2 separate regions of the Homo sapiens genome follow, and region 1 is linked to region 2. A link is an interaction called in ENCODE POLR2A ChIA-PET data of the cell type or tissue named here. Cell type or tissue: B cell. All regions are shown on one strand. Each heading gives the region's core, and the rest is flanking DNA. Links, peaks and the distances in the headings are about the cores only. Region 1 overlaps SLC35F5 (solute carrier family 35 member F5). Region 2 overlaps ACTR3-AS1 (ACTR3 antisense RNA 1).

Region 1 (12,029 bases), core at 3,224-7,223, 160 kb before region 2:
AATGTTTTTAAATTAAAATTTATTTAAAGGAATAAGTATGGGTGCATTACATAAACCTAATGGTTCTTCTAAGCTTCAAAAAGCATTCATTTCAAAAGTATTCACTTTTTTTTTTTTTGAGACGGAGTCTCGCTGTCGCCCAGGCTGGAGTGCAGGGGCACGATCTCGGCTCACTGCAGGCTCCGCCTCCCGGGTTCACGCCATTCTGCTGCCTCAGCCTCCCGAGCAGCTGGGACTACAGGCGCCGCCACCACGCCCGGCTAATTCTTTGTATTTTTAGTAGAGACGGGGTTTCACTGTGTTAACCAGGATGGTCTCGATCTCCTGACCTCGTGATCCGCCCGCCTCGGCCTCCCAAAGTGCTGGGACTACAGGCGTGAGCCACCACGCCCGGCCCAAAAGCATTTACTGTTAAGGCTGCCTCATTTTTCAGCTTTGTTGTAGTTGAGATTCTGATGTTCACCTAACAAAGTCCCTGACAAAACAGACTTCCTTCAATCCAGGTCATAATTTGAAACGTTATACAATAATGAGATTTAAGTGATGAATGGAAAGAAAAGAAGGAGACTGAAAAGATATCAGAAATTTCTATTTGTTTTTAGATTCAGAAAAATATAATTACAGGCCAACATGGGTCTGACAGAGAGGAAGGACGTCAGCAGTTACTTGAATGTAACCCCTTCCCAGCATTTCCAAAGACCTGCAATGTGCTCATTGTGATCCAAGGGCCTTGTTACCTAGTTTCTAGGTGATCTACAGAATTGAAACAACCCAGCACAACTTTATTTCTTGAGAAGATGAACCCTTAACTATGAAGGTGCAGAAAGGAAGTCTTCAACTGCTCACTCACCATGGCTACAGTATTCAAATGCAACAATCATTCAGATAAATAAAACCTGTGAGAAAAAGCAAACAGGTGGGCAAGCAAAGCGGCAGTGATTCATACTTTCAGTTAACCAATTGAACAGTGGTGCTTCCTTCTGAAGAAGTTGTTCATTGATTTTTGTTTTTTAAGAAACAGAAAAGCAGCAGTATAATGAAAGAAGATTGGCTGAAGATCTATCCAGCCTGTTAACTACGGCTTAGTACTTCCAGAATCCTGAGTAACAACACATGACCTGTGTGATGATAAGAGCACAGAACACATGAACAACCAAAAGATTCTAAGCTCAGCCTCTTTCCCTATAGTATTTACAGAATAATTTTAAATTTCAGTTTCACCTCCACTACTTCAACGATTTTACCCTGTAAATTGCTGAAGGTCTTTGTGAACTGTCGAACAGCAAAAACAAAAAGTAGAGGTATCTAGATTATAAACTTCAACCAAAAGTAGTCCTTGAGTAATTAAAATGTTACTTCATTATGTTCTTTTTAAAAGAAAATTCCTCAGAAGTCCACATTCTTTACATGCCTTCACCCTGTTGAGCTAAACAGGTCAAAAGTATAATAAACTCAACATTATTTTTAACTTGCGTTATTGGTGGTGCCAAATGAGAAAAGAGCTGTTTTTGCCACTTTGGGCTGGATGATTAAAAAAAAAAAAAAAAAAAAAGAGAGCTGTTTGTATTTTAAATTTAATATCATAAACAATTTTTAAAGGTAATATAATATAGAAGTTCTCAGAATGAAACAAAAGGAAGGCTAAACTTCATTTTAGACTCATGGTAACACCAAAGCAATTTTAAGAATGTGAATAGGAAGCTAAACACTGCAAAGAGAATTCTTAAAAATCAGATTAGTTAAGAAATTTTGAAGAGAACTAAACTCTTCACAGCAAACTTGAAAAGAATATTGATTAATCAAAAGCCTGTGAATCCTGGGACATACGTTTACTGATATCTATGGTGAATAGAGTCCAGGAGCAGTTGCATAATAAGTACATGTAAGGCCTAAGTTTAAGAATTGCAATTAGGAGTATTTTACATTTAATTTATAATCTTAGTAGAGGAAAAGTTCTGATGTGATTTTAAAAACAGAATCCCTTCTCGCCTTACTTACTTGGTACTTTAACCATTACAAATTTATTCAGGAAAACTAAAATTATTTAAAGAAGAGACATCTAGTTCTAGAGTAATCTGGCACATTCATATGTGAAAAAAATTAGAAATCACTTGATACATCTACAATACACAAATAGACGTATAAACATTGTATTTTAATAATACTCTTTGTCACTTCAATTTAAATCATTCCATTATGAAAATTTCTTAATTGAAGGGAGACTATTTCTTCAAAACTCTAAATTAAACAGAGCTTTATCAATTAAGTTTACAGCAATATAGCCTTTAGAAATACATATTTCTTCATTTTATAATAATACTTCCCCTTTAAAAATTTGCCATGGTTTGTCACAGATTTAAAATACAAGGCACCTAATGCTATAAAAGAATAATACAGTAAATGTAGTGTAAGTGAACCAGATATTTTCTCAAATACTTATTCTTTTTAAAGTCCCATGAAATTTGCACAAACATGCTTGTTGCATAAATTAAACATTTTTTGTGTGGTTAATTTGCAATATTCTACAAAACCCAAAAATATAATCCACACTTATTACAGGTAGCTTATTTTAGCATTTTACCTGTCAGAAATACTGGTCTATGAACACTTAAGTGATTTCTTGAAAACATTTTCATAATATATTCCAGCATTTAACATGTGAAAATAAAGTCCCAGAACATTAGGATTTATTCCTTGATTAGTTCAAATGATTTCAACAGCTGAATTCCTTGAGATGTGTAAGGCAGGTTGGTCCTTTGGATGGACTGTAGACTGAAACTTCCTATAACTGTAGTGATATGTACACAGCTACATAGCAAAGTGCTTCATTATGAAAATGAAGAAAACAGGTATGAGAAAAATATATTTTAGAGTTTCAAAGAACTCAAACTGTTATTTTTCAGACTAGGCACTGAAACATTTTTTCTACAAAAACTTGCCAGAGATTGTCTCTTCGCTGTATAGTTCCATTATCAAGCTAAAAACAGAAACCACAGAAATGTGATTAGATTATAATTTCACAGTTTTAGTTTTCTATAGTTTACATTTTAAAAAGCAAATTATCTTAAAATTGAAATACCTATTTTCACTGTATACATACTTAATAACTGGATACTCAAATTTGGAGTACTAAGAACTTATGAATGTGACTTCTATAGCAATGTCAAAAGCTGACATCAACACTAAAGACTGTGTATTAGCAGTTAGTTGTACTCCTGGTATATTCCACCATTACTCCTGCAAAGACAAAGTCACCTGCCCAGTCTATTCTACTCTATTGCAATCCATCCTCCCTAGTCTTCACTCTCTCCTTTACACAGCTCTCACTTCTAAAAATACTGAAACCTTGCTGGATATGGGTAGGTTTAAGTGTGAGTACGAGAACAATGCACAGCATACCCAAGAAAAATAATGCATAAATTACAGCATTAAAAAGCTTTCAAGAATACAAAGTCCTCACTTAATGTCATAGGTTCTAGGAAACTGACTTTAGGTCCCCGAATAACATTTTTTCGTTCAGTGTTGTTATGTTATAATGTTGATGCAAAAAAAAAAAGTTTTGCTGTAATTTTGCTTAAAGTCACAGTTTATAAGAACCTACTGATGATGTTAAGTGAGGACTTACTGTAATTGTGTTTACGTTTTTTTAAATTTAAAGATGGCACATAAACATATATTTAGTTCCACTTGTTCTCCAAAACCTCACTAAAAAGGAAACAAAGGGTTAAAAAAATATATTTTTTAACAGAAATAAGGTCTCACTATGTTGCCCAGGCTAGTCTCAAACTCCTGAGCTCAAGTTATCCTCCCTCCTTGGCCTCCCAAAATGCTAGGATTACAGGCATGAGTCACTATGCCCAGCCTGGAATTTTTTTCTTAAAAGGAATAAACCACATGGACAAAAAGAAAAGTAGAGAGATGAGAAAATAACAGCCAACTCTTGGTTAGCAATGGAAAAACAGGACCAGATATCTCTGTAAGGAGGGGTGAAGAAACAACTAAAAACATGAAGACTGGTATAATGTCTATAGAAAAAGCAGACAGACACTCAGATGCCCTCTCTTACTTTTCACAGTTGGCCAAGTGCCTTTTCTCTACCCCAGGAGAAGACTTTAAGGTTTACTCTCCAAAAAGGGTAGTAACAGAGAATCTCTGGATAAGGGAAATACCAGGACGAATCCTACATAGCTCAGTCATAAGTAACAATTTTTTAGTGACAACAATATAAACACTGACTACAGATCTATCCAAAGTTATGCAACAACTACACAGGGATGATGAGGAGGCAGAACTGATATGGAGACAGGAGGCCTATGAGGTGGGAGCAGAGGAGGAGTCAACTTGAAAATAATCTGTCCTCGTTGATCTTAGTGGGAAAGTCAGCTGAAGATGCCTAAAACCGAGAACTCATGAAACACAAGTCATAAGCATGATACTTAGGGAGACAAGAAGGAAAATACCAAAAGAATCAGCTAAGAGTTTAATTTCCTCAGAGTGGGAAGAAAATGAAAGCAGGATGAGCAGGGCAGGGAAGGGCAGGGGTAACTGCCTTGTACAAAAAGTCTTGGAGAACTAGAGCTCAAACCATGTGCAGGTATAAACTAGATTTAAAAACAGCACACTAAAGAAAAACAGAAAACCAGGACCATTAGCTGTAGGTTAGAAGCAAGTTTACCAGGAGGATAATGAAACTTAACCTTCAAGCCTAATATAAGTGTTAACAACTGACAGGAGTTGTACAATGTTCTAGATAGGGAGGGAAAACTCAGTAGCAATCAAGAAACACTTCAATATAAATTGCCTAAAGATGTCTTAGAAAAACTAGAAAAATTCTAGTAGTTTTTTGTGATCTTTCATTCTAAATAATCACTTTTGTACCTGCAAAATCTGTACGTTACATTTAATTCAAGCTTTCATTCAGCAAAATATTAAATGTCATGTACTCTATCATCGAAGACATATAAAAGACACTATTTCTTAAAATGGAAAAAATGGAAAAAAATTCCAGAAGCATTGTTAAATGACAAAGCAATGTCAGAGAATGAGGATAAACACTGTGCCAGTTATGTAAAACAGACACATAAAGACTAGTATTTTCCAACCAGTATATTGTACACCAGAATATTACATTTTTCTTTTATCATCAGAGAAAAAATATTTTTCTAAAGCATATTATTAAATAAAATGACCCTTAGCATGAATAAAAATGAGTTAAAACTTTCTGATCATTTGAGTCAGGCACTATTATACATACTTTATATTTACCAAGTATTTACTATTTTAACACCCTCATAAGGGAGGTTCTACTGTAATCCCATTTCACAAATAAGAAAGCTGGAGCATCAAGAGATTAAGAACCTTGCACAGGGCCACACAGCTAGTATGTGGAGAAGACGGAACTGGAGTCCAGGCTTTAGCCCCTTTAGCCTCTAAGGCTGTATTGCCTCTCAAACAACTAATTATAGAAAATCAATCCTTTGAATATTACACAGATAAGAACCTTATTCAATACTAAACCCAGCTCACATACAAACCTGGGCTACAGACAACAGACAGCTAACTAGCTCCATCCTCCTGAGAAACACTGTGCATAGAAATGAGACTCTCACACTGTTCGCTGTCTTCTGGAACTCTTAAGAAAAAAAAAAGCAGTAATTAAGGAAAGCTTTAGAGCTGAAAAGGAACCTCAAACCTTATTTATTCCATTGCCTGAAGCTATGTGGACAGGATGCAAGTCAGTGGCAGAACCAACACTAGGATAAAATTTCCCAAGAACTTGTCCCAAGTTAGCGTTTTTTGTTTTTGTTTTTTAAATAAGAGATAGGGTCTCACTTTTTGTTTTTTAAATAAGAGATACGGTCTCACTTTTTGTTTTTTAAATAAGAGACAGGGTATCACTTTGTCACCCAGGCTAAAGTGTAGTGGTGCTATTATAGTTCACTGCAGCTTTGAATTCCTGGGCTCAAGTGATCCTCCTACCTCAGCCTCCCAAGTAGCTTGGGACTGCAGGTATATGCCATCATGTCTGGGTAATTTTTTTTTTAATTTTCTTAGAGACAGGGTCTTGATATGTTGCCCAGGCTGGTCTTGAGCTCCTAGCCTCAAGCAATTCTCCCACCTCAGCCTCCAGAGTCACTGGAACCAAGTTCTTTTTATAGCAAAATGTAAAAAGCTTTCATTCTTAAAAAGAAAGAAATTGGAAAGAAAAACTGAGGCAATACTATTCTATCATGAATTATGTTCAAACCAATAAAAGTTTTCTATATTTAAGTTTGTTATGGCAAAACAGTAAACCTTTTGGTATTACCTGTGAATCATATTTTTTTTAAAAAAATGTAGTTACTAGGCAGGCAAATCACTTGTGGTTGGGAATTCAAGGCCAGCCTGGCCAACACGGTGAAACCTGCCTCTACTGAAAATACAAAAATTAGCTGGGCATGGTGGTGCATGCCTGTAATCCCAGCTACTCAGGAGGCTGAGGCAGGAGAATCACTTGAACCCAGGAGGCAGAGGTTGCAGTGAGCTGAGATCGTGCCATTGCACTCCAGGCTGGGCTACAGAGCAAGACTCTGTCAAGAAAGAGAAAAAAAGAAGAAAGAGAAGAAAGAAAGAGGGAAAGAAAAGGAAAGAAAAAGAGAGAGAAAGAAAAAGAAAGAAAGAAAGAAAGAAAGAAAGAAAGAAAGAAAGAAAGAAAGAAAGAAAGAAAGAAAAAGAAAGGAAGAAAGGAAGGAAGGAAGAAAGAAAGAAAGAAAGGAGAAAGAATCTTATTACCCAAAAGATCTAAACCAATTATTTTATTTTCATCTGCCGTAACATATAAGTTATCATCTTTCAATAATTCCTCACAAAATCTCTAAAAGCTAGGCCAGCATGATGCAATTCTCAGTTATCTAGCAAACACTATTTTTAAAAATGTGTATTGGGACTAAACTTACCTCTGAATTCGATGTTTTCTGCATATAAAAGCAAATATTCTTCTGATTCCCACCATCACAGGATCCCAATTATTATAATGGCATAGGAGAGTTACAATAAAAAATGAAAAAAATACAGGGATAGCTCCTGCAAAAAATAACCAAGAAAACTGCACCTAAAAATAAAAGATAGAGGAAAAAACACACCCACAATTATCATTAAGGCAATTTTCCCCTTCAATGTAAGTTTTCTATTTGTGAAAACTAGCAGGAATAAGAACAATGGGAAGACAAAATTAAACACTGACAATGTATTAAGTGTATTATTATTAAATAAGAATTCAAGACTTCAACTTACTATTCCATGCACCTAAATTACCAACAACAATAGTTCTTGCTTGGAAAATAGGCTAAAGGAAAGCCAAGAAAGCATACTTTCCATTTATAGGCATTGTACACTTAGAGTAGAGATATACAGTAGGAAACTTTGCTCCTGCACACCATGTTGCTCATTTCTTCTTCACTGTTTGCTGCCTAGTCTCAAGTGGGTCTCTCTCCCTCAGTTTCTGAAGTCATCTTCAAAAAATGTATATTTTCGTAAAAAGTTACAGTTGTAGTATGCTGTGTATGCTACAGTCCTTATGACAGTACCAAAAACAAATTAAGTGCAAATTTGACACTCAAAACTCGCTTATCTAGTAATAAATGAAAAAAGCTCAAAATGAAATAATGACCAAATAAAATAAAGAAAAAAATATAGAAATATTTTTACTAAGGAATGTTAGCCAGAGAAGACAAGCAACAAGACAAGCCTCATCAGTGATGTCAACAAGTCTGATCCTCCAATCCATCATTTATCAGAGTTGTCAAGAAAATAAAAAATATCTGTAAGTAGGGTGGAGGTATTAAAATCAAAAAGAAAAAAAAATAAGAAAAACAAATATATAAATAAAAAGAAAATAAAAAATAATGAGATGCCATCCAAAACAAAACTCATTCTTCCCTTTCACTAGTTCACTTTTACCATCTAGACTCAGCTAAAGATCAGAAACGATTGTCAAAGAAGCCTACACTGATCAACCACTGAGACTTAAGTGTAACACACAGGAGGTTTGCTTTAAAAATAATGATGAAAATAGTAACTTCTATCTATAAAATAGGAAAGGAAAACTGTGTTTGCCCTCTTTGAGAATTAAAAAAAAAAAAAAAAGGGCATGGAATCATAGGTAAGACTCCCTCTGGTGGAAAACATATACTATTCCATTTCATAGCACCATTAGTCAGAGTAAACGAGTTTTGTGAGCATAATGTCTTTTATGAGGGAACTCACAATGCATAACACAAGAATAATAACTGACAATTTTTAACATGCATGCCCTATTTCTATGGTATTCATATACAATGACTGAGTCAGCCTAAGAAGACCCCGGAAAGAATAGTCATTAAACTGAAAAGCCTTCATTTAGTTATGAAATTACCAATATATTTTAACATATTCCTGGAATATTTGCCAGAATGACTAATAATCAGGAAAAACCATGCTGCATTTAAATTATCCAAGATCAGAAAAGGTATTAAGAAGTTATAAATAATGCGATTAAAAATGTAGATATAGTTGATAGAATTATTTCATGAATATTCAACTAAAAACCTTATTTCATAACTGAATCAAAGCAAACTTAATAAAGATAGATAAAGCCCTAGAAGACTTTAGAAGGCAAGTTCACTTTCCACAATGTAGCTGTTTATATGTTGTCTCATAATAAAAAACTTCTAATTTGATTTCCAACAAGCTAAGACAAAAGAAACGAAGCCATTTATTACAACAAAGAAAATTACCTATGTAAACAAAATTTTTTTTTCTAATTCCTAAATATATCTGAATATCAAATAGAATATGATCAAGGATGCTTTCTATTATATAAAATGATTATAAATAGATTTAAATAACCAATTTGTTTCAAGCACAATGTTAATAAATGCTAACATTTCAGAAGCTATATATAAATACAGTTAGCTAATTAAACCTAAAAACCCTATAAAAGTAGATTTCTCTTATGTTTGTGTTACAGTTCTGGACACACACTGCTGCTTTTTCCAGATGGAATCTCCCTAACCTCAATCCTGACACCAACACACAGCCTGCTCCTTTAACTGACTGCCCAGTTCTAGATATGAAGACAATCAAGAACACCAAATCTTTTCTTGATTGTCTTCATATCCAGAACTGGGCAATCAGTTAAAGTTTGGTTATGTTTTTATAATTAATTGCATGTGCATACATTTCCCCGTTTTGTCTTTACCCTAAAATACTTTATTAAACAAATTATAACCATTATTGTTTGTAATGATAATTATGAAATGACTAATCATTTAATACAATTAGGTCCCCTGTGACTATTTTCTTAAAAATTCCTGAACATTAAGCTGCAATTTTTTTCAATCTACGAAAGCTTTTGTTTTTAAAATATCAGTACAATAAAGATGATTTACACAGTAGTCTACCAAAATCCTCTAACAAGTAGCACCTTCCCAGTTTCACAACCAGTTTGGTTCATATTCAGGATTATGACCTGAAGATGAAGAAGGGCCTAGATATTACTTAAATCTATAAAAGAATGATGTGTAATAATGTGCAATGTTAGTGTTATATGGAATATCCACATTCTTTGAAAATGCAAGTTATGTAAGATAATTAATTCTCAATTAAGGAAAGAATCTCAGTTCTTTAACCATGACAAATAAGAATTTACTGACCATAAAACAAAGTTAAATATCAGTAAAGAATTATTTTATAAATAAAGAGGATATAGAGCACTAAGCATATTTTGCTTTTATCTTTTTTTTTTTTTTTTTTTTTGAGATGGAGTCTTGTTCTGTTGCCCAGGCTGGAGCGCAGTGGCATGATCTTGGCTCACTGCAACCTCCGCCTCCCGGGTTCAAGTGATTCTCCTGCCTCAGCCTCCCAAGTAGCTGGGATTACAGGTGCACGCCATCACACCCAGCTAATTTTTGTATTTTTAGTAGAGACGGGGTTTCACCATGCTGGCCAGGCTGGTCTCGAACTCCTAACCTCAAGTGATCTGCCTGCCTCGGCCTCCCAAGTGCTGGGATTACAGGCGTGAGCCACTGTGCCTGGCTAAGACCTAGAGAAAAATAGGTTTAAAATTTTGATTATTGCTTGTACACATTATAAGCCTTTGGGCCTTGAAGTATTTCCCTCTTCAAATTATATTAGACTAAAACACACATACATACACACACACACACACACATACTTCTGTGACTTAGTAGTTGCAGTTAAAAGTTAAATGCCTACATATACTGAACTGTGTGATAAATGGCTATGCTCCATCTTTCAGTGCTGGGCAACAGCATACCTCTGTTCTTCCTGCTTCACCCAAGAGCACTGAATAAACTCTTCCCTTCTAGGCTGCTGGCAGAAACATCCCAGATTCTCTTTTCTGCGGTGTTAGCATTGCCAATATTTATCACAAGAATCCCCACATCCATACTAGGCCTTCAGAGAAAAGGGATGGGATACCCACTCTGCTGAGTCCAGAGAGAGATGGCTAACTTTTACTGCAAACAGCATGATTCCTGTGCTGCTCATTCAGCACAGTGTTAAGGAGCCTGTGATAGGGTTTATCGCAGAAACTAAAATGCTTGTATGATAAAATGTGACTTACCAAAGAACATCTGGAACAGAATCAGCTCAAAAACTGGAGAACTACATATGAAGATGATGCCCTTAACTTAGAAATTTAGGGAAAAAAATGGAAAAGCTAAAAATGGAAATTATCTATTTCTTCGGTACTTTCTATATTTCTATGTAGTAAAGCACCTTGGGAGAGAAAGCATCAAGTATTATTTATGTTTGTATCCTTATAATTTAATCACATCTCAACTTTCATTAGGTTTGTTTTAATAACACACCTAAAATATCTATGAATAATAAATAGTTTCCTTACCTTTTGCATACACATGTCAGCTATTATGGACAGAGGTATTGTAAGGCTTAGTGCAAGTGTGCCTATCAATGATGAGGTAAGAAAGCAGCCCCTAAAAAAAAGAAAATATACATTTCTATATTTAAAAAATTAAACCAAAGAAAAACACTGAACAAAGACTTTCTATCCTATAATATAGGCCTGTGAGATCAGGAGCAAAGATAAGAGGCTAGGATGGATTGAAACATAAAATATAATAAAGTTATTAAGATGATTCTCAGTTTTTCTTCAAATATTAAAAATACAAATATATAAGTATAAAAAGCTCAAAATATTTTATGCTATTTTCAAGAGCTGTTTGCAGATCTTATTCAACTTTGGGTGTATAGCTTATATTTCATTAATTTTTTTAAAAAACTGTTGAACAGTTATTACCGTTTTGTGATGATTTGTAGATAACAAAGAAAACAGCATTATTAACATTGCAGGACAATACTTCACACATAGACTTTAAGGAAGTGATAAGCCAACATGTGATTCTGTCACCAAGCAAAAATATCTCACCTTCATGAACACTAAAATCATGTGTTACTCTTTTGATTTGGCTTGGCATAAAAAAAGAAAGACTTGAATATTCTTAAAAAATATTTTCTTGTTGTTTTCCATTTTTCTAACAATTGTCCTAACCAAAAGCTAAGTAAGCTCTTTATTTTCACCTTGAATTAACAATGTGGGTATGAAATTTTGAAATATCTATCTGCATACAATTTTGTTGAATTGAAAGAAAATATTATACCCAATGGAGACAGATGAGCCATTTATAAAGACTGATAATTTGGGCATATAAGGAGAAAATGAATTATAAGCCAAGATAAAACCATAATGTATATTGTTAGGACTACAGATCCATGGAAGTTATAGGCAAGTAAAATCTAGCTCAGTATATGTCAGAATTAATAGTGCTGTCCTGCAATAAAAGGGGCTATCTCTCAATAAAGTGTCACTAGAAGTAATGAACAGAGGCTGAACAACGAGTCCTTATTGATGAGGTAAAGGAAACAAGTACTTGTGGTTCCCACTACTTAGCTGCTCTGTGAAAAGAGCATTCGGGGTCAAATACAGCATATGTTCTTGGATGTTTATCATGCAGAGTACTATAATAAAA
Region 2 (8,538 bases), core at 4,269-8,268:
ACTCTTTATTTATTTATTTATTTATTTATTTATTTAATTTTTTTGAGACAGAGTCTTGCTTTGTCGCCCAGGCTGGAGTGCAGTGGCGTGATCTGAGCTCACTGCAAGCCCTGCCTCCCGGGTTGACGCCATTCTCCTGCCTCAGCCTCCCAAGTAGCTGGGACTACAGGCACCCGCCACCACGCCCGGCTAATTTTTTGTATTTTGTTTAGTAGAGACAGGGTTTCACCATGTTAGCCAGGATGGTCTCGAGGTCCTGACCTTGTGATCCACCCGCCTTGGCCTCCCAAAGTGCTGGGATTACAGGCGTGAGCCACTGCGCCTGGCCTGGACTCTTACATATAATAAGCTTGACTTATCGTACAACTTATAATTGATGCTTTCACGTCATGGGAAGATCAAATTAATGCAGAGAGCGACTACGTTTCTGGTGGGAGAGCAGCAGGGGTCTTGAGAGGAACAGCAGTGTTGACTGTTTCGCTACCTACTCTGGGTGCTGATTACATCTTTCTTTCGTGCAGGCAAATCCACTTGGAGCTATTTTGGGCTCACTGTGGGCATCATTCTTTGTATACTCTGCTCCTTTCCCCCATAGTTTCTCTATTGATGGGGGATTACTAAAGAATGAAGAAAAGAACAAAATGAAAGTGGCTTTTGAAAAATTTTAAATGACTGTCACTATGTAACATATTCATTATTTCATGTCTCCACTGGACATTTTGGAGATGTGAGCCTTGCAATACCTACATGAATGCTTCTATGATTATGATTATTGTTTTGCTCTTCGCCTAACAACTTGCCAAGTATTGTCAACCTCAGTGTGTGAGATGGGGTCCACTCAAACATCAGGGCCGAAGTCAGGTAGTTCAGTTAAGTGAATTTGATACCAGGAACTAGTTACAAAGGAGTTGGAAGGGCTGGAAAGCCAAACTGGAGAAGAAGGGGAACCCCAGAGTAACAATAGCAGGAAGCCTCTACCGTCTACCTCTAGAACTGGGGAGGAGCTGAGTTAACAGAGTCCTGGAGCCATTGCTGGGGAAGAAGAACCCCAACTGCAGAGGAAAAGTGGCCATTGTGAAGAAGGTGATGGTGGAGAAGTCGTCTGAATCAAAGGGGAGAGGATATGTTGGCTCCTTTATCTTTTTATCTTTCATTGTCCTAATTCCTTCTGGGCATGGTTAAATGAGCCCAGGAAATGCAGTTGGCAGGAATCAGCTTCCTGTGACATAGACAGAGTAAGAGAAGGACAAAAATAATGAATCTGAGAGCAAGCAGGCAAATGACCAGCACATTAAGCCTAGCACACAGTATGTTATACGGGATTTGGGGTAGCAAAAGATGAAGGCAGGTCAGAGAAGCCACAACTAGGGGATGGGCAAGGTCAATGAGGTATGACGGGTATTGTATACAGGAAGAGGGTCATAAACAGGAGTGGAGTCAATACAGGAGACTAACATATACACATCATAAATATTAGTAGAGAAGCATAAAATAGTCTCCTGGAGATCAGGGAAACAGGAAATTATAGGTTTTCAGGATAATTCAGCCATATCCAGGAAACACACACAGTGAAGTAACAAAGAGTCAATAGGCTTAGAGTGGTACAATTCATTATGCACATGTAGGAATTCATTCCAAATAATAGGCTGAAATGTAGACATGAGAATCCAAAAAAGATGTTTTCTTAGTTTTTGCCAATATCTTAGCTACGTTTTTTTTGGTTCAACAAAGTAAGTTAACAGTCATATCTGCTTGGAAATTGTATTTAGGCCAGGTGCAGTGTCTCACGCCTGTAATCCCAGCACTTGGGGTGGCTGAGGCAGGAGGATCCCTTGAGCCCAGGAGTTAGAGGCTGCAGTGAGCGACAACTACACCACTGCATTCCAGTCTGGGTGACAGAACAAAAACTTATTAAAAAAAGAAAAAAAAAAGGTCGGGCGCGGTGGCTCACGCCTGTAATCCCAGCACTTTGGGAGGTCGAGGTGGGCGGATCACGAGTCAAGAGATGGAGACCATCTTGGTCAACATGGTGAAACCCCATCTCTACTAAAAATACAAAAATTAGCTGGGCATGGTGGCATGCACCTGTAGTCCCACCTATTCAGGAGGCTGAGGCAGGAGAATCGCTTGAACCCGGGAAGCGGAGGTTGCAGTGAGCTGAGATTGCACCACTGCACTCCATCCTGTCGAGACTCTGTCTCAAAAAGAAAAAAAAGGAAAAGAAACTATTGAAATAGCTGATATTAGTTTGCTTACTTGTCGTTACTCTTTTTCATGATGGATTATAAAGAAAAGTTATAACTATTTGAATTTTCTGCTGATTTGAAGTCTCTATAAACAGTACATTCCTTTTTGGTACACAGAGGGCACTTATCTGCAAGAAAGGCAAAGAAAATGGAAAAGTTAATGAAAGAGGAATCATCCAATCCACGAACAGAATGAAACCACATACACAGTGAAGAAACTTGTCTTACATTTTCTTCCTTATATTACTTATCATTCATGGTAGTGACTACTTTGGGGCTTGAGTAAAGCTTCTCTAATTTATTCCATGTAGCATCATATGTGAAAAAGACAAATAGATACTTTAGACATGATAATAACACTTTATTTTTTATTTATTTGTTTATTTTGAGACAGAGTTTTGCTCTTGTTGCCCAGGCTGGAGTGCAATGGTGCAATCTCAGCTCACTGCAACCTCTGCCTCCTGGGTTCAAGCGACTCTCCTGACTCAGCCTCCCAAGTAGCTGGGATTACAGGCACGCATCACCACGCCCAGCTAATTTTTTGTAATTTTAGTAGAGACAGGGTTTCTCCGTGTTGGCCGGGCTGGCCTCAAACTCCTGACCTCAGGTGATCCACCCACCTTGGTCTCCCGAAGTGCTGGGATTATAGGTGTGAGCCACCATGCCTGGCCCATAACACCTTATTTAAAAATAATCTGTCTGGATCCATACAACTTGTCTGGATAACTAAATTGGAAATTATTCCTTGTTTTAAAGTAATTCAATTGAAAATTTTTAAATTTTTTTGTTAATCAAGCACTTTTTGGTGGAATCTAAATTAACACATGTAGGAGATGCCTGTTTCACTAATTACACAGGCATCTTGCAGTAATTAATGTCTGGGAGGAAGGAATGTCTTTTGCTTACTCTCTTCTTCTTCACAAAAATGTGAATTTTGGAAAGCAATAATGGAAGCATGTAGAATTATAGAAATACAAATGTATATAACTATCACAAAAAAATGAGGCCAAAGGACTATTCAGATATAATTAGGCTATGGTAGCTGTAATTATCTAGGAAATTAATAAAATTCATTCACCTAGAAATTATTAGTGAGCATCAAATATGTGTCAGCACTAGGCTAGGGTCTCAGAACGTACAGATAAATCATAGTTCTGGCTTCAGGGAGTTATATAGATTAGAGATAAAACCTAACTACAGGGGCTGGGCACGGTAGCTCATACCTGTAATCCCACCACTTTGGGAGGCCGAGGCGGGTGGATCGCCTGAGGTCAAGGAGTTTGAGACCAGCCTGGCCAACATGATAAAATCCTGTCACTACTAAAAATACAAAAGTTAGCCGGGAGGTAGTATGTGCACCTGTAATCCCAGCTACTCGGGAGGCTGAGGCAGGAGAATCTCTTGAGCCTGCGGTGGAGGTTGTGGTGAGCTGAGATCACGACACTGCACTCCAATCTGGGCGAGAGAGTGAGACCCTATCTCAAAACCCCAAACAAAACAAACAAAAAAACCAAACCTAACTACAGGGCTATGAGAGATGACTACTGGCAAGGAGCCACAGGTAGAACAAAGGGGATGTGTCCCCAGGCAAAGGGTAGTCAGCAAGCCTGCAACCTCAGGGTTCCCGGATCTGAGCCTCTGGCTCTTGGCTAGGCAGGCCCCAAGCGTTGGCCTCCTGCCATGGCAAGCTCCAGCCTGGTCTCCCACCTTGAGCTAACATTCATATGTTGTAGACACAGCCACGCTTCCTGCTTACCTGTCACTTCCAGTTCTCGAAGGCACCCTTTTCAAATGAAAATCCGCCCCTTTTCACATCAAACAGCTCATCTGGTCCTGTGGATTACATTTCTCAGAAATGCCTCTGAACATTCGCCTCCTCTCCACCCCCACTGCCTCTGCTACAGTGCAGGTGCTCGCCATTTCTGATTTGTTCTGTCACACACTCGTTTATCAGGTCTCTCCATCTCCTGTTTTGACATGCTGTAAAGCAATTTGCCACTGGAAAAAAGGGCTCTCTTTTTTTTTTTGAGACGGAGTCTCGCTCTGCTGCCCAGGCTGGAGTGCAATGGCATGATCTCGGCTCACTGCAACCTCTGCCTCCCAAGTTCAAGTGATTCTCCTGCCTCAGCCTCCCTAAAGTCTGGGATTACAGGTGCACGCCACCAAGCCCGGCTAATTTTTGTATTTTTAGTAGACGTGGGGTTTCACCATATTGGCCAAGCTGGTCTCGAACTCCTGACCTCAGGTGATCCACCCGCCTCGGCCTCCCAAAGTGCTGGGATTTCAGGTGTGAGGCATCGTGCCCGGCCTCTCTTTCCAAAGTATGTTATTATTTTTCCCAAGACCCTTTGACGGATCCTCATTTCCTACACACAGTGGTTCTCAAACTTGGATGTACTCCAGAATTACATAGGAAATTCTTCATTTTTTTAGACGAGGTCTTGCTATGTTTCTCAGGTTGGTCTCAAACTCTTGACCTCGTGTGATCCTCCGGCCGCAGTCTCCCAAGTAGCTGAGATTATAGGCGTGCCACTGAGCCCAGCTGGAAATTTTTTTAAAACACAGATTCCTCTGAATCAAAATTTCTAGAAGTGAGGTCTGAGCAATCTGTATTTTTAACAAGTTATCCAGATGGCTCTTTACTGTCAGTCTGGTTCCAGCTGAGGGAGTTTTAGAATTACAAGGCAAAGTCCAAACTTAGCACACAAAGTCATTCACATCAACTCTTCCCCTGTACACACCCTATGTCATAGCCAGAGTTGTAACCCATTTCTTAAACACCCAGGGTTCTTTTAAGTCTCTGTGTCATTGTATGTTATTTTCTCTAGAATTGCCTTTAACCTCCTTTCCACCCTGGAAAGCATTCCCTAAGCCATCTTTGAAGCTTTCTTTGATCTCTAACTTAGAGTCCTCCTCTCCTTCTAAAGCCCTGTGTTAATCACTTGTCATGGTGTACTTTAATTTTTACTTGCCTGTTTCTCTTTACGGTACTTTGACTTCAAAGGGTGGGGCTGCAAATTAGTCATCTCCTTAGAGTCCAGCCTTGTTCCTAGTTCCTAACTGGCACTTAATATAAACGAATGAATGAATGGACAAATGAAGAGAATGCTAGTTATGATAAAGAATTGGCCGTGTATGAGACTACTTCTCTTTATGAACTAAATAATTATATGCCTTTCAATAAAATACTAGTACACGTAGCTAGCACAAGCTCATCAGCATTTGAGATGATATGGAAACCAAAATAAACAAATGCTACCACAAAAACATAATGACTGCTTTCCCCAGTGCAGGACTGATGGAATCATCAAACATTGAGATTAATGTAATGTTTGGCAGATGTCCAGTGTTTTTATTTTTCATTTGCCTTTGTGTTCATTTATGGACTAACAATATAATAAACACACACATACTCACAGTACATCTTTTTTTTTTTTTTTTTTGCAAAGCCCAGTTTTCTTCATCGCATATCTTTGTTTTCTTCAAGTATCCCCTTACTTAATGTTGGTAGTATTTTTTTTAATGAAATATAAATCCCTAACCACCAAGCAAGAAATGAGACTCTTAATTGCATCAGTTTACAGTGCAATGTGAGTGTAAATAGTGTAAATTGAATTTTTAATGGACTTTTTTTTTTCCCGTTTTTGCTTGCCTTACATTCATTATCCCTCCCTGGGTAATAAACATTTATTTTTCCCTTTGTAACCACTCCTCCCCTTCTGTCCATGTGGTTCTTTTTAGTGGAGCTGGTGGTAGGGATGTGGCATGAGATTCAAGCTTGGCCACCTGGAGTCACTGTGTTGTGCTCCAGAAGGACACCTGATCCAAGTCAGCCAGTAAGAGTGAGCCCCAGGATTTTTGCTTGGACCACTGAGGAAAAGTGTACTCTGCCCTGTGGCTGATCAACCATTAGGATATAAGCCATTGTTGTAGCTGTGTGAGTCAAGCTACCTGAGAATGAGGACAACACAGTGGCAAGCAACACCAAGAGAGAAAAAGAGGCAGATTCTGATGACATTTTTGAGCCTTTGCATCCAGCTATGCCTGAATCCAATTTATCCCCTGGAATTTACACTTACTTGAGCTCCACCCACTTGAAAGAAAACATTTCTTTTTATTCTTAGCCTGATTTGAATTTGGCCTCTCTCATTTACTACCCAAAGTGTCTTGACCACTAGAATATTATGCCAGACTTTACAGCATCATTGAATTTGCCACTTTCCAGAAGAGTTGTGTGAATTTTCAATGTAGCTTTTACCTTCTATGAGTATCTAGAGATATATTTAAGTAGAAGTACTCCACTAGTTTGTTGTGAGATCTTAAGTCACTTAATTTCTCTGTACCCTAGTTCCCTCATTTGCTAGACCTAGGGAGCTATAATGTTCCTTCTGCAAAATTCTTATTTTGTGAAATATTCTAGAATGTCTAACTGATACACTGCTAGAACAACTGACTGCTATTTAAGAAGAGTTGACTGCTATTTAAGGATCATAATTCTCTAGGCATAAGTGCTGTGACGGCACAGCGTGTGCATCGGGGCTGAGGGGTGGGGTGGAGCAGAAAGTAGGAGGAGAAAGTTTGATAAACTTCCTTTTGGATAAATTGAAAACAGTCAAATAATTTATAATTTCTTATATTATCATTATTAGCTTCTTCTATAATTAGGAGACTTGTTCCAAAATGTGAGAATTGTCACAAGTTGTCAAATTCATCAAAGGAAGAAAATGGATGTCTCACAAAAAAGTATGCTCAGTCCAATTTCTTCTCGTCACACTGGAACAAACTGAACAGTTTTACACAGAGATGAGAAGCCTGGACATTTTTCAAATATGTTTTGAAGAGAATGGCAATGCCTGAGACAGAAGTAGGAAAAAGCAATGAATATTTAAAAATCTGAGCTGGTGTAAAACTAGAAATAGTTTTAGTAAGAACAATGTGATGTGCTACACTAAGTGAAATGTATACATTGGGCCACATTATAATCAAAAATAAGAATGTACTTTTATTCATCTTTTATTTAAACAATAATCAAGGTGGCGGGCGCGGTGGCTCATGCCTGTAATCCCAGCACTTTGGGAGGCCAAGGTGGGTGGATCATGAGGTCAGGAGTTCAAGACCAGCCTGGACAACGTGGTGAAACCCCGTCTCTACTAAAAATACAAAAATTAGCTGGGTGGGGTGGCATATGCCTGTAATACCAGCTGCTCGGGGGGCTGAGGCAGGAGAATCGCTTGAACTTGGGAAGTGGAGGTTGCAGTCAGCCAAGATTGTGCCATTGCGCTCCAGCCTGGGTGACAGAGCAAGAGACTCTGTCTCAAAAGGAAAAAAGAAAAAAAAAAAATCAAGGTACCATTTGTACCATTTCCTGGAATTTCTCCAAAGTGGCAAGGTCACATGTTTATACATTAGACTCCCAGTTTAACACACAGCAGACAATAACTTTTTTTTTTTTTTTTTGAGATGGAGTCTCGCTCTGTCACCCAGGCTGGAGTGCAGTGGCACAATCTTGGCTGACTGCAACCTCCGCTTCCCGAGTTCAAGCGATTCTCCTGCCTCAGCCTCCCGAGTAGCTGGGATTACAGGCATATGCCACCATGCCCAGCTAATTTTTGTATTTTTAGTGGAGATGGGGTTTCACCACATTGTCCAGGCTGGTCTCAAACTCCTGACCTCATAATCCAGCCACCTCAGCCTCCCGAAGTGCTGGTCCACCCTTCCTTCTTTTCTCCCTTCCATCCTTCTCCCTTTTATTCCATTTTTCTAAATATTAGACCATAGTACAAATCAAAAGTCACAAACTGATAGGCTGCAATGTAGATACAGCTGGGAAAATGTTTTGTTTGCAGAACACTGGGGAAATTTAACATGAAAAACTGGAAGATCTCAATCCACATGGCCACATGGTAATATTATTAATGTTGCAGGGGCTTTCCAATTCAACATGTCCTCTGCATCCCTACTATTTATACTGCCACTCATCCACCTTTCTGTATTACTGGCCTATCACCTATACACGTTTGAGTTTATATTCTTCTGGCTTTACTTAGCAACTTACCTTTTATATTTAACATTACAACATGGTATTATCAATTAGTATTCGATTCAGTTGCATATAACCAAAAATGCCAAATTATACTGGCTTAAACACTAAGGATTTATTTTTCTGTCATATAAAACAAGTCTGGAGGTGGGTAGTCCAGGGCTAATATGACACTCCAGTGTCACAAGGTACCTGGGCTCCTTCTATTTATCTTTTTTTTTTTTTTTTTTGAGACGGAGTCTTGCTCTGTAG

Evidence for each region. ChIA-PET counts read pairs that join two places held together with the same protein. Peaks named below come from ENCODE experiments on the same cell type or tissue, not always from the same donor. Only the 100,000 strongest peaks of a DNase experiment are listed, where the experiment ranks them.
Region 1: POLR2A ChIA-PET joins it to region 2 with 6 read pairs; 4 of 35 experiments call an interaction of 5 or more read pairs at or near these places.

The regions. Positions count from the first base shown.
Region 1 is chr2:113,712,219-113,724,247 of GRCh38, forward strand. It overlaps SLC35F5 (solute carrier family 35 member F5), which reads right to left. Exons shown (of 16, transcript NM_025181.5): 13 at 10,886-10,976; 14 at 6,936-7,090; 15 at 5,535-5,632; 16 at 1-2,977. The coding sequence ends at 5,557. It overlaps MIR4782 (microRNA 4782), which reads right to left and starts at 9,150; the gene lies at 9,072-9,150. In B cell, for the core only: no CTCF peak of the experiment used is centred there; no DNase peak of the experiment used is centred there.
Region 2 is chr2:113,872,891-113,881,428 of GRCh38, forward strand. The region is part of intron 1 of ACTR3-AS1 (ACTR3 antisense RNA 1); the gene reads right to left. LOC124906071 (a long non-coding RNA gene) reads right to left here. Exons shown (of 3, transcript XR_007087205.1): 3 at 5,573-7,099. Among named protein-coding and RNA genes, the nearest start is that of ACTR3, 13 kb to the right of the region's middle. In B cell, for the core only: no CTCF peak of the experiment used is centred there; no DNase peak of the experiment used is centred there; H3K27ac peaks cover 812 bases.